Linked DNA regions of Homo sapiens: region 2 is linked to region 1. Evidence: chromatin loops called from intact Hi-C (ENCODE). Cell type or tissue: natural killer cell. All regions are shown on one strand.

What was found. Hi-C counts contacts between places; a loop is a spot of excess contacts. Peaks named below come from ENCODE experiments on the same cell type or tissue, not always from the same donor. Only the 100,000 strongest peaks of a DNase experiment are listed, where the experiment ranks them.
Region 2: it touches region 1 in a loop (10-fold over the local background); 37 of 110 quality-filtered maps call a loop at or near these places.

The regions. Positions count from the first base shown.
Region 1 is chr14:99,413,027-99,418,026 of GRCh38, forward strand. SETD3 (SET domain containing 3, actin N3(tau)-histidine methyltransferase) reads right to left here. Exons shown (of 13, transcript NM_032233.3): 7 at 850-908; 8 at 1-39. Among named protein-coding and RNA genes, the nearest start is that of SETD3, 65 kb to the right of the region's middle. RefSeq lists an enhancer at 348-1,013. In natural killer cell, CTCF peaks have their summits at 2,859 (motif pointing left) and 3,058; a DNase peak (open chromatin) is centred at 2,845.
Region 2 is chr14:99,317,913-99,322,912 of GRCh38, forward strand. No RefSeq gene overlaps it. Among named protein-coding and RNA genes, the nearest start is that of BCL11B, 48 kb to the left of the region's middle. RefSeq lists enhancers at 323-1,049, 2,345-2,973, 2,974-3,601, 4,664-5,000. In natural killer cell, CTCF peaks have their summits at 2,324 (motif pointing right) and 2,540; DNase peaks (open chromatin) are centred at 2,299 and 2,819; H3K4me3 peaks cover 791 bases; H3K27ac peaks cover 2,005 bases.

The DNA.
Region 1 (5,000 bases):
ATTTGGTTTTGCCTCGTCATAACAGAAGAGACTGCCCACCTATAACAAGATAAATGGTGACTTAAGGTTGGAACATTTAAAAGCCAATTGCAGTAAGAAATAACATAACCAAAAATTTAGGTTTGATCTCTTACAAACGTACAAAGTCTTTTCCTAAGTAACAAAGGTAATGTTTGGCCTTCATCATCATTTAAAAACAAACCCAGGGTTTGAAAGAGCCAGGGGAAATGCAGGAGTGAGTGTTTAAGGCAGACTGTTCCCAAGAAGCAGAGCCAGAAGGACGGCTTTGCGCAGGGCTCAGGCCCCTTCCCGGATCTTCGTGACTCACAAAATCCACTCCCCGACACCCCCCAACCCAACCCTCTTTTGCCCAAATGCTGACTCTGCACCTATTTTAAGCCTCATTGAAAAGCAAACCATAAAACTCCTTTCTGATCAGAAATCCTCTGTGAATTGTAAGAAATGTAAAATGTGACTTTTTTATTACACTGTGCAGTGAATTAAATCTCTCCGTTCAAAAAAAGTCCCCATTTTACACTAACATAGTCTTTTTTAAATAAGAAAAGAAAAATCCATAGGACCACCCAACACTAATGTTAATCTCAAGTAGCATTTGGCTACCTCAGCTAATCCCCTGCCATGACAGGTTAATGGCAATTTCTACATGGCTATGAAAATGCTGATACTTATCCAAGCTGCTCCTGATAACTTCTGAAAGATGAGCTCTGTTTGGATGCTTTAACGGTCACAGCAGGTCACTTCTCACTGAAGCCCTTCCCTCCCTTCCAGGATCCCACTTCACTTAGAAACCACCCTCAATACACAGACACACTCACAGCCCACACCAACCTGTAGTCCTCGTAAGTGAAAGAATCCTTCAAGGGTAGTTTGTTGGCATGAGGATGGGTCTGGGAATTAGAAGTTTTAGAAAGCAGAGGTGAAAAGAGAAAAAGGGAAAACAGAAATCAGTCAGCAGAATTTCATTATTTAGCTGCCTAACAGATCCTAACAAGAGCCAAATGAAGCAGGCGGCGTCCAGCCGCGCTACAGAGGGATCATCGCGCTGTTATGCTCTCATACATCACTGTCAACTTAATTTGTTGTGCCCAGCAGCCGCCATAAATCTGCTTCTTCATATTTCGATACTAGCACCCACAGACAACGCGCAAAACACAATTTAAGGTGGACCGACTTTACAAAAGGCAGGCACGCCTACGCGATGAGCACTGGATCTAAGCAGAAACGCAGAGCCGCCCAAGCCAGGTCCATCCTGGCCCCGCTCTGCACCTCATGCCATGATGTACCGCACAGGCCTTCTGAGAGGGTTCAAATCCCATGTCAACAAAAGGAAAAATTAAAGGCACTCTAATCGGTTGAAAGCTCTTTCATTTCTCTCCGACTTAAGTCATTTCATGGGAATCAACTTGTTCGCACATGAATCATATACACGGCAAATGCGGATCAAGCACGGAAAATCAGGAGAAGTGCAGGTCTATGAGACTATAAAATAACTTCACAAACACATAGGATAACGACAAAACAGATCAGCATATTTAAATTTTACTTCTTTCCTGGACAAAAGAACATTTGGTAAAAATACTAAAACTTCACTTTTATGAGAAAATTATATAGATTTCATATTCTCTCTTCACCACGTCCTCCACTTTAGGCCTTTCAAGCACTTAAAAACTTTGTCTCAATTAAGAAATTAAAAGCTGTAATAGTACAATTTGGATCTTCAGTTTCAATTACAGTCTGATAGATTGTAGTAAGTGATCAAATGAACAAATGGTTATTTCTGAGATACAAATGAAATCCTGCTGAAGCCGGGTCTCCGCACCACTTTTAATGCAGGAAGCTCCATGTAGCCTGCAGTTTTCACTCGTGACGCATTGGCATCACAAGTGCACTGTAATTTATCATCGCTCACTGTAATGTACTCGCTGGCACCCTACGCAGGACAGTAGGGGATGAGGTAAAAGTAGCTAAAACCGTAAATCAATTAGAAAACAAAAGCTTGTGCTCAGTGCGCAATTTTAGGCAAATTATGTATTACAAAAGGCTGCCAATTAAGTGTTAGTTTTGCTAAAGTTCCTTCACTTGCAATAAAATGAAACTTCGCATTACCCGATCAACTGGGAACTTTGCACATCCTGCCTGTTTTCATACTCTAGGAAGTGGGAAAGTGTTGTTTTTGTTATTTTTACGTATTTTAATTCATTTAAACTGTAGAATTAAACTGTAGAAAGTTAGTAAGTTCCAATGCTAAATCTCTAAGTCTAAAAATTTGGAGCCCCCACTAAGAAGTCTGACTTATTAAATGGCAGAAAAGATGACAATATTCAAAACTGGAATGCTAAATCTCAAAATGCTAAATCTAAAAATAACTTCAAGAGTCTTCTAACTCTCAAATTTCTTTAAGTAGCCTTGGACCCTACACAACTATCCAAACATGGGTGATCTCCATCAAGAGATGGAAAATTAACTCTTCAAAATGTTTCTCTTCCTGCTATTCATACACATTTCTTACCCAACATATAAGTCCATGCTCACAGTCCTGATGAAATCATTTAGGGAAAAAAAAAACACTCAAGAAAAAAATGTGTCACTGCATTCTTCAGATTTTGAAGATCATTTTGGCTGCATGGTTACATAATATTTGCAGAATCTGTTAGAAATAGTTCTTATCTTCTTAAGAAATAGGGTGTACACACTGTACATAAATCTGGTTAAAAAAAAGATTCTGCCACTGACACATGCACTTAACAGTGACACTAAAGCAAAATGTGACACTAACGGAGAAAGGAAATAACTCTCTCCACAGAGCTCTCATTACTGTGACACTACTGCCACCTTCTGGCAACTTGGGAGAGTAGATTACAGTCGCAGAGTTCTTGATATTTCCCAGGGCAAGGCCTTTAAAGCAACTTACTGTAAACCAAAAACTGGGCTTATCAAAAACAGCTACTACTTCAGCTTTACCCAACTAAGATTTGGTTTCTAAAAAGAAAAATCTCTGCTGTCTCTAAAAACTATTATATAATAGTTTTATAAGAATCTTGAGACATTCAAATATCAAAAATATTCATAATTAAAAAATATTTAATTTTGAAAATAAATGGTTTTACTTATTCTGAAGAATTGAACAAGGATAAGACAAATGTCTATGCCAAACAATTTTCATTTAAGCTCAATGTATTAAAAACAAACAAAAAAAAACCTTTTTTCCCTGTTGAAGACCAAGTTAAAACACATCTTCCAAAAATTATTAATCTGAAGTTACTGGAAAGTTCCTAAAATATCCTTAGATGAAAATCTTTAAGCTCATACGTTATACAAAAGATAACTGAGCGTTCCTCACTTAATGAAGCAAAGTGGTGCTTATAAAGGTTTTGTTGATTACAATAGCCTTTTCACTAGAAGACATTCCTAGCTTGCACTTTTAAAATAAAAATATACAATTAAAACAGAAAACGTACTCTCTGCAGCCAATTGGTTTTAGCTTCCAAACCAATTGTAACTGTAGATTCCAAGACACAGACACACATGGGATGGGTGAGGAGGGTCCCTGAGAAGCTTCTGCCTGCCACTGTCAGAAAGACGACAGTGAGAGGGCCTCTCAGGCATGGGGGGCCCAGCAGCAGCGGCAATGGGGTCTCCTGAAGCGCTACCTCCCCTCAGCCCACACCTCCCAGTAAATACAGGCGGAGAAACTAGCCACGGATTTTCTCCAGATTTTTTAAGTGATTAATATTTTTACTTTCTTGAGCACAATAAATATATGAAGATGGAGAAATGAACCATTGCCGTGGCTCATAATCAGACCTGAAGCACTACAGAGCCAGGCAACCCAGGGACGCACTCTTCCCCTTCCCTCTTCCAGCAAAAGGAGGCATTCCATGTTGAGACACAGTAATATTGTACCGAGTACAAAATAATCACTACGTTTGGGAAAGATTAATATCTAAAATTGTTTGTTCGGCTTCAATAAAAAAGAGCAATATTGCTAAATATGTAAGTATGACATTTTGAAGAATTTACCATATTGCATGGGTCTGGTAGCTATGCTTAAGGAAATTAAAAACCACTACAGTCAGCATATTTGATCCTTATTAAAGTTCCGTCTTGAACTATCACTCACATAAAACAAAAATAAACCAAGAAGAAATTTAAATAAAACCTATGGATTATAAGTGTTTGAAGATGAAAAAATGAACAATATTCCGGCTTTAAAAAATTGATTTAGCATGCAGCTTCTCTTTATAGTCCCTTGATAAAAATGAAATCTCCCTAACAAACACTTAATAAAACCTGTCGATATCTCTGGAAAGAAAAATGACACAGATGCATTAAGTATTAAATACCCTTGGAAAAAGTCACATATTCCATGAATTTTTGATGTACTATCTTGACATTAATGTAAAACCTTGATATTTATAATTGACAGATATTTAATAAAGTATAAAAGAAGATGGCTGCTGTGCAGCATGCAAATGTTCCAGGGTGATCAGAAATGAGAGATACAGACATGCACTTAAACTAAACAAACAGTTAATATGTGTTACACAAATCAGCTGCAGGCTTATTTTAAGCTCATACAACAAACCTTTGTGGAGAACCAAAATAAGCAGAATTCATTATTATGTGAATCCCTAATTCAGAAACATCTAGTACGTGAAACAGCTTTGAAACATTAACAGCTCTGCACAGGAACAAAATACATTTGCGTTAAGGTTTTTTTGTTTTTCATGTTTTTCAAACATTTAACAATAAGCATTTTTAAAATAAAAGTATTTCCATAAATACATGGAGAGGTGTTTCCTAAAACAATTCTCAAAAGGCCATATTTAACCTAAAGAATCAAAATGCTCTGAAGAAAAAAATATATTAGAACACACAAATGGCCTCTAAGACACAAACATTTCCCAAAATCAGATATTTACTTTTCTAAAGAATATTCTTCTCTACCCAGACTGATTTTTACTTAAAGAAAAACAAGT
Region 2 (5,000 bases), 95 kb before region 1:
ATTTCCCCCTCTCTGGCCATACAGGGTTGGGGCCCCAGCCAAGCCCTCACTAGCCCTGCTGATAAAGTTACCTTCCGGGCCTGGGGCAGAGGGTCAGGAAAAGCCAGCAGCAGTTTGAAGAAGGTTATGGTCTTAGGGACCTGCACAAGGGTGGGGCATGGGGAGGGGGAAAGATAAGAGTGGACAATAAAAGATAGGCAGAAAGAGACAGTGAGGGGGAGCTGGCATGGAAACCTGGCCCCTGTGGTGCCATTTCTTAATAACCCATACAGGGCATGAGAGCCTTATCACGCCCTCCCAATCTGTAAATGATCATCCAGAGTCCACCAGTGGCCCCTGAAACGACAGCTGTGCTGGCCACACAATGGGAACTGAGCCAGGGATGGAGAGGCAGGGAAGCTGGGTTCCTGGCCAGGAGGTCCTGAGCTGGCAGCTGCTGAGTGACAGGACCCTGGATGTTTCCTGCAAAGTGTGTTCTCTTCTAGGCCAAGGCAGCCTCTGTCCAGGTGCGGGAGAGAAGCTGTCACCTCCCGGGCAGGTGACAGTCCAAGGCAATGCAGGCTGTCAGGGGTTATTCCTTGTAGCTTAAAATGTCACTGCACCACAAGGTTTCACATGCCATGGGACAGTGCTCTGTGCACCTCTGTGAATAACTCAACTGCAGCCCAAACAGCCATGGCACACAGTAGGTGTGCGCTAAATGGTGGCTACTGTGATCATTCATTGCGCTCCTTGCAGTGGGCCTGTAGGATGTGTCTCTTGGGGGCACGGTGAGAATGCATCTGGTGGGCCCCTGACCTCCAGGGGCTCATTCGACCTATGGCTTCCTGCCCCTGCTGTGCTCTGAAATCCATCACCGCATTCTTGACAAGGCCAAGACCTGGCTTCCCACAGGCCACTCCCAGCCAAGGGCCAAGCACACCCCGTCTTTGTGCTCACCCTGGAGCCCCGCAGGCCTGGCTGCCTCTCCCCAGGGTCTTCCTGAAATATGTGAGAATGTCGCAGATACGGAGTGAGGCTTCTCTTGGCACCCTGGAACTGGCAGCCAGGGCCCAAAGCCACCTGAGGGGATTCTCTGTGTGCCACGACCTCCTCGTCCCATGGTTCATTCTCTGCCCTTCTCTGTCCTGCCTAAGGCCCAGGGGCAGACCTCACTCACGGCCTATACCACCTGGGGGACTCAGCCCTCTGGCTCCTGTCAGGCCCAGAGATGGGAAGCCCAGACTGGAGATGGGCAGAGAGAGAGGTCTGGGTATTTCTCCCCTGCTCCCTCCTTGGCTCAGCACCAAGATCCTCACAATGGCCTTGTCCTGTGACTCCAGCCTGTGTCGGGCCCCCTCCGGGTCTCCCTGGACTCTCCGTGCCTTCAGGCTGAGGGTCTCACAGCTTCCCACTGCAGCTGGCCCCTGGGTGAGGCCAGCTTTAAACCCGCTCCCACCTCTGCAAAAAGTCCCTGTGTTATACTCCCTTCTTGTGTGGGATTTTGTTCAAGGCAGGATCCGAACTGGTAGAACCACCATGATGAGGTGGCTCTGCATGTCTCCAAACCTCAGTTTCCTCATCTATAAAATCATAGACCGGGCATGGTGGGTCACGCTTGTAATCCCATCACTTTGGGAGGCCGAAGTGGGCGGATCACTAGTTCAGGAGTTTGAGACCAGCCTGACCAACATGGTGAAACCCCGTCTCTACTAAAAATACAAAAATTAGCCAGGCGTGGTGGCGGGTGCCTGTAATCCCAGCTACTCAGGAGGCTGAGGCAGGAGAATCGCTTGAACCCAGGAGGCAGAGGTTGCAGTGAGCTGAGATCTCACCACTGCACTCCAGCCTGGGTGACAGAGTGAGACCCCACCTAAAAAAATAAGGTCCTATGGGAATCATAATACCCCTTACCCCTGTCTTACACTGAGGATCGAATGGCTGGGAATATCCGTCTCCCCACGCGGGCTGTGGGCCTCCGAGGGCACAGACGCTGCCGTATTTTCCCTGCTAGCGTCTAGACAAAGCCTGGCATAGGAGGGAAGTCCTGGGAAGTGTTTTCTTAGCAAATGAATACAGTTATTCTACTTTACTTAATAATGTTTGACTTGTGATTTTTAAATAAAAGGTCAAAACATACAGATGAATTGCATCTTGTGGAAACCCAAATTTTAAGGGTTCCCTGCAGCATGGCGTGACAACGTGGAGTCTCAGTGAACCCACAGCACTGGTATTCAGGGAAATTCCCCTCCCTGCCCATTTTAAAACCCATGCAGAAAGCACCTAGCTCAATGTGGGTGTGGCCGAGGGCACTGCAAACTCTTCCTGCTCTCGCCACCAGGGGGCGCCACGCTAGCTGCTGAACCCTGGTCCTCCTGCCCCGCTCCACGTTGCACCAGGGTCGCTGTGCGCCGAGTGGCGGGCAGCGCCCGGGCACCAGGGTGGGAGTGGAGACTTCTGGGAGGGGCACAGGGTGGACTCGCCCCATCGGCTGAGTTGAATGGACTGAGGTGGCAGATGGGTTAGGAAGTATCACTCCCAAGGAAGTCAGGAGGCTTCTTGGGACACAGGGATGCCAGTGTCGGAGAGCCAGGGGCAGCTGCGCGGCGTTGCCTGCGGAGCCCTGCACACAGGGAGTGATTGGGGGCGGGGCGGGGCGGGGGTGGGGAGAAGGCGCACCCCCTCCGCAGGCCTTGGGGCTGGGAGGCCGAGGAGAGGTGGCCCGTGGGAGTCAGCGCTTGGGCAGCTGCCTGACTGACCGACCACAGGTGAGAAAACGCCCCGGCGCTAAGCGTAGGCCGAGTTCGCACCTCCACCCACCCGTGTGGCCTCTGCATCTACTTCCTCCCCTGACAGCCTTCAACAGTCAGGGCCCTGACCCCTCACGCTATCAGAGCCCCAGGAGGGGGTTCAGTGGGGAGGGTGAGCTTGCGCTGACCAGACACGCCAGATGGCCAATGGGCAGCTCCTTCCAAGGACCCGGGCACCCCACCCAGGCACACCTTCCCCACAGGGCTGCTGCACCTGCTCCGCCCAGCTGGGGTTCAACAGGAGGTCATGGTCCCGCTCATGTTCAAAGTGCAGGGCTCCGAGCCCCCAGCCAGCCCAGAGGAGGCCTCCCCTGTTTCCCAGGACGCTCTGCGGTGATGCCAAGGTCCCGGGCCACCTCCTCAGGCGCTCCATTGCTCTTCTCAGCCAGCGTGGGTGTGGATGTCACAACCACGTGGCACTGCCACCAAATCACACATGTGCCCATGCCGTCCTCACCCACCCTCAGTGATCAGCAGGTTCCTGGGCACACGGCTGGCTCCTGTGCAGCACCCGCAGGCTCGGGTCCTCGCCCAAACACAACCCAGGCACTACCGACCGTGCTCGGCAGGACCGGCCTTCACGCATTGTTCGCTCACCCAAGGTTTATTAAGGGTGGACACACATGCACACGTGCATGCACACTCACAGCCATGCACCCACGCACATGCATTCACACTCACGCACATGCATTCACACCCACGCACATGCACTCACACTCGCACCCACACACATGCACTCACACCCAGACACCCACGCACCCATGCACACACACACCCACACACACCTATACACATGCGCTCACACACACCCATACTCACAATTCAAGCATACTTATACATGTACTAACACTCCCACACACCCATGCACATGTACTCACACTAACACACGCACGCTCACACATGTACTGTCATACACACACGTACTCACACTCATGCACACACACACCCCTCACCCACAGGCACACCAAGAGCCCTGGGGGAGAAGAGTCTGAGAGGTTTCAGGCCCTGTTGCAGGATGTGTCTGCAGCCCCATTCTCTGTCTTCCCCACTCTCTGGTCCAGCCCTTGAGAGCAAGGACATTCCCTTCCTCTCTGTGCCAAGACACCCTCCCCAGTTCAGGCCCCAGGATGAGCAAATCACACTCCTTCCCCAGCAAACACTTTGGTCACCCTGGCCTGGTTACTGAAGCCTCTTCAGGAATCAAAGTGGCTCTGTGCTCCTGGACAGAGAACCTGACTGCAGGCTGATGGCCTGGGCTCACATCCTGTCCTCACCTGTCTGTTACTAACTGTAAGATCTTGGGCAAAACCCATCTAACATTTCTGAGCTTCAATTTCATTCCAAATACATAGAGGAAAACACACCTCTGTCGCCTCTTCTACTCTGACCTAATTGCACTTTATTTCAACTGCCACCTCCTCCTGGAAGCTCTCCTTGATCTCCCAGGCAGAGTCAATGCCTCCCTCTCTGGCCACATCATCCCCTATCACCTCCTGTTTCTGTCTCTGCCTGCTTGCCACGACCCCCTGAAGGCAGAGGCTGACGAGACCCCAATGCCCCTCACCAAAGCCACCCAGAGCCAGGCTGCAAAGCCCCCATCACTGACCATAGAAGGCACCGGAGGAAACCAGAAGGAGAGGGGGGACGGCCAGGCTGCGTGGGGGAGCCTCTGTCTCCCAAGCTGCATCTCCCGGCAACATGGAGGACGCTGATCTTCCACGTGTTTCGCTCTCTCCTCCCGCCCTGGCATTTGCCTGAAGATCAAACTTTGGGCTCGGCAGTGACCCCAGGACTCCATGGTTCTCTCTTCCTTCCAAGGCTCCAGGAAGCATCTTCTTACTCCAAGAAGTTTGGATCCTGCAGGGGAGATTCCTGGGGACTCTGTGAAGGGGACTCCCCCTCCCCACCGCAGTTCTCCCTCCCAGTCAGCCCTGTTCCCTGCCTCCAGTTCCCTGGGGGAGAAGAGAGGGTTTGGAAGAAGGTCTGGGAAGAGGCTGGGTGGCCTGAGACAAGGCCAGCCCCTGGCTCTGTCCAGCCGGTGTCCCCAGCCCTCCCCGCCCCCTGACGTGCACCTGGCCCTTGGCTCCTGACCTCTTCTTCCGGGGTCTTATGCAGTGCTGGTGCCCCTCCAAGCTCCTGCCTGCTGCATCTCCGACCCAGGCCCTGTCCCTGTGGACGGTGCTGGATGCCGGCCTCTGTGAGTCGTGTCCT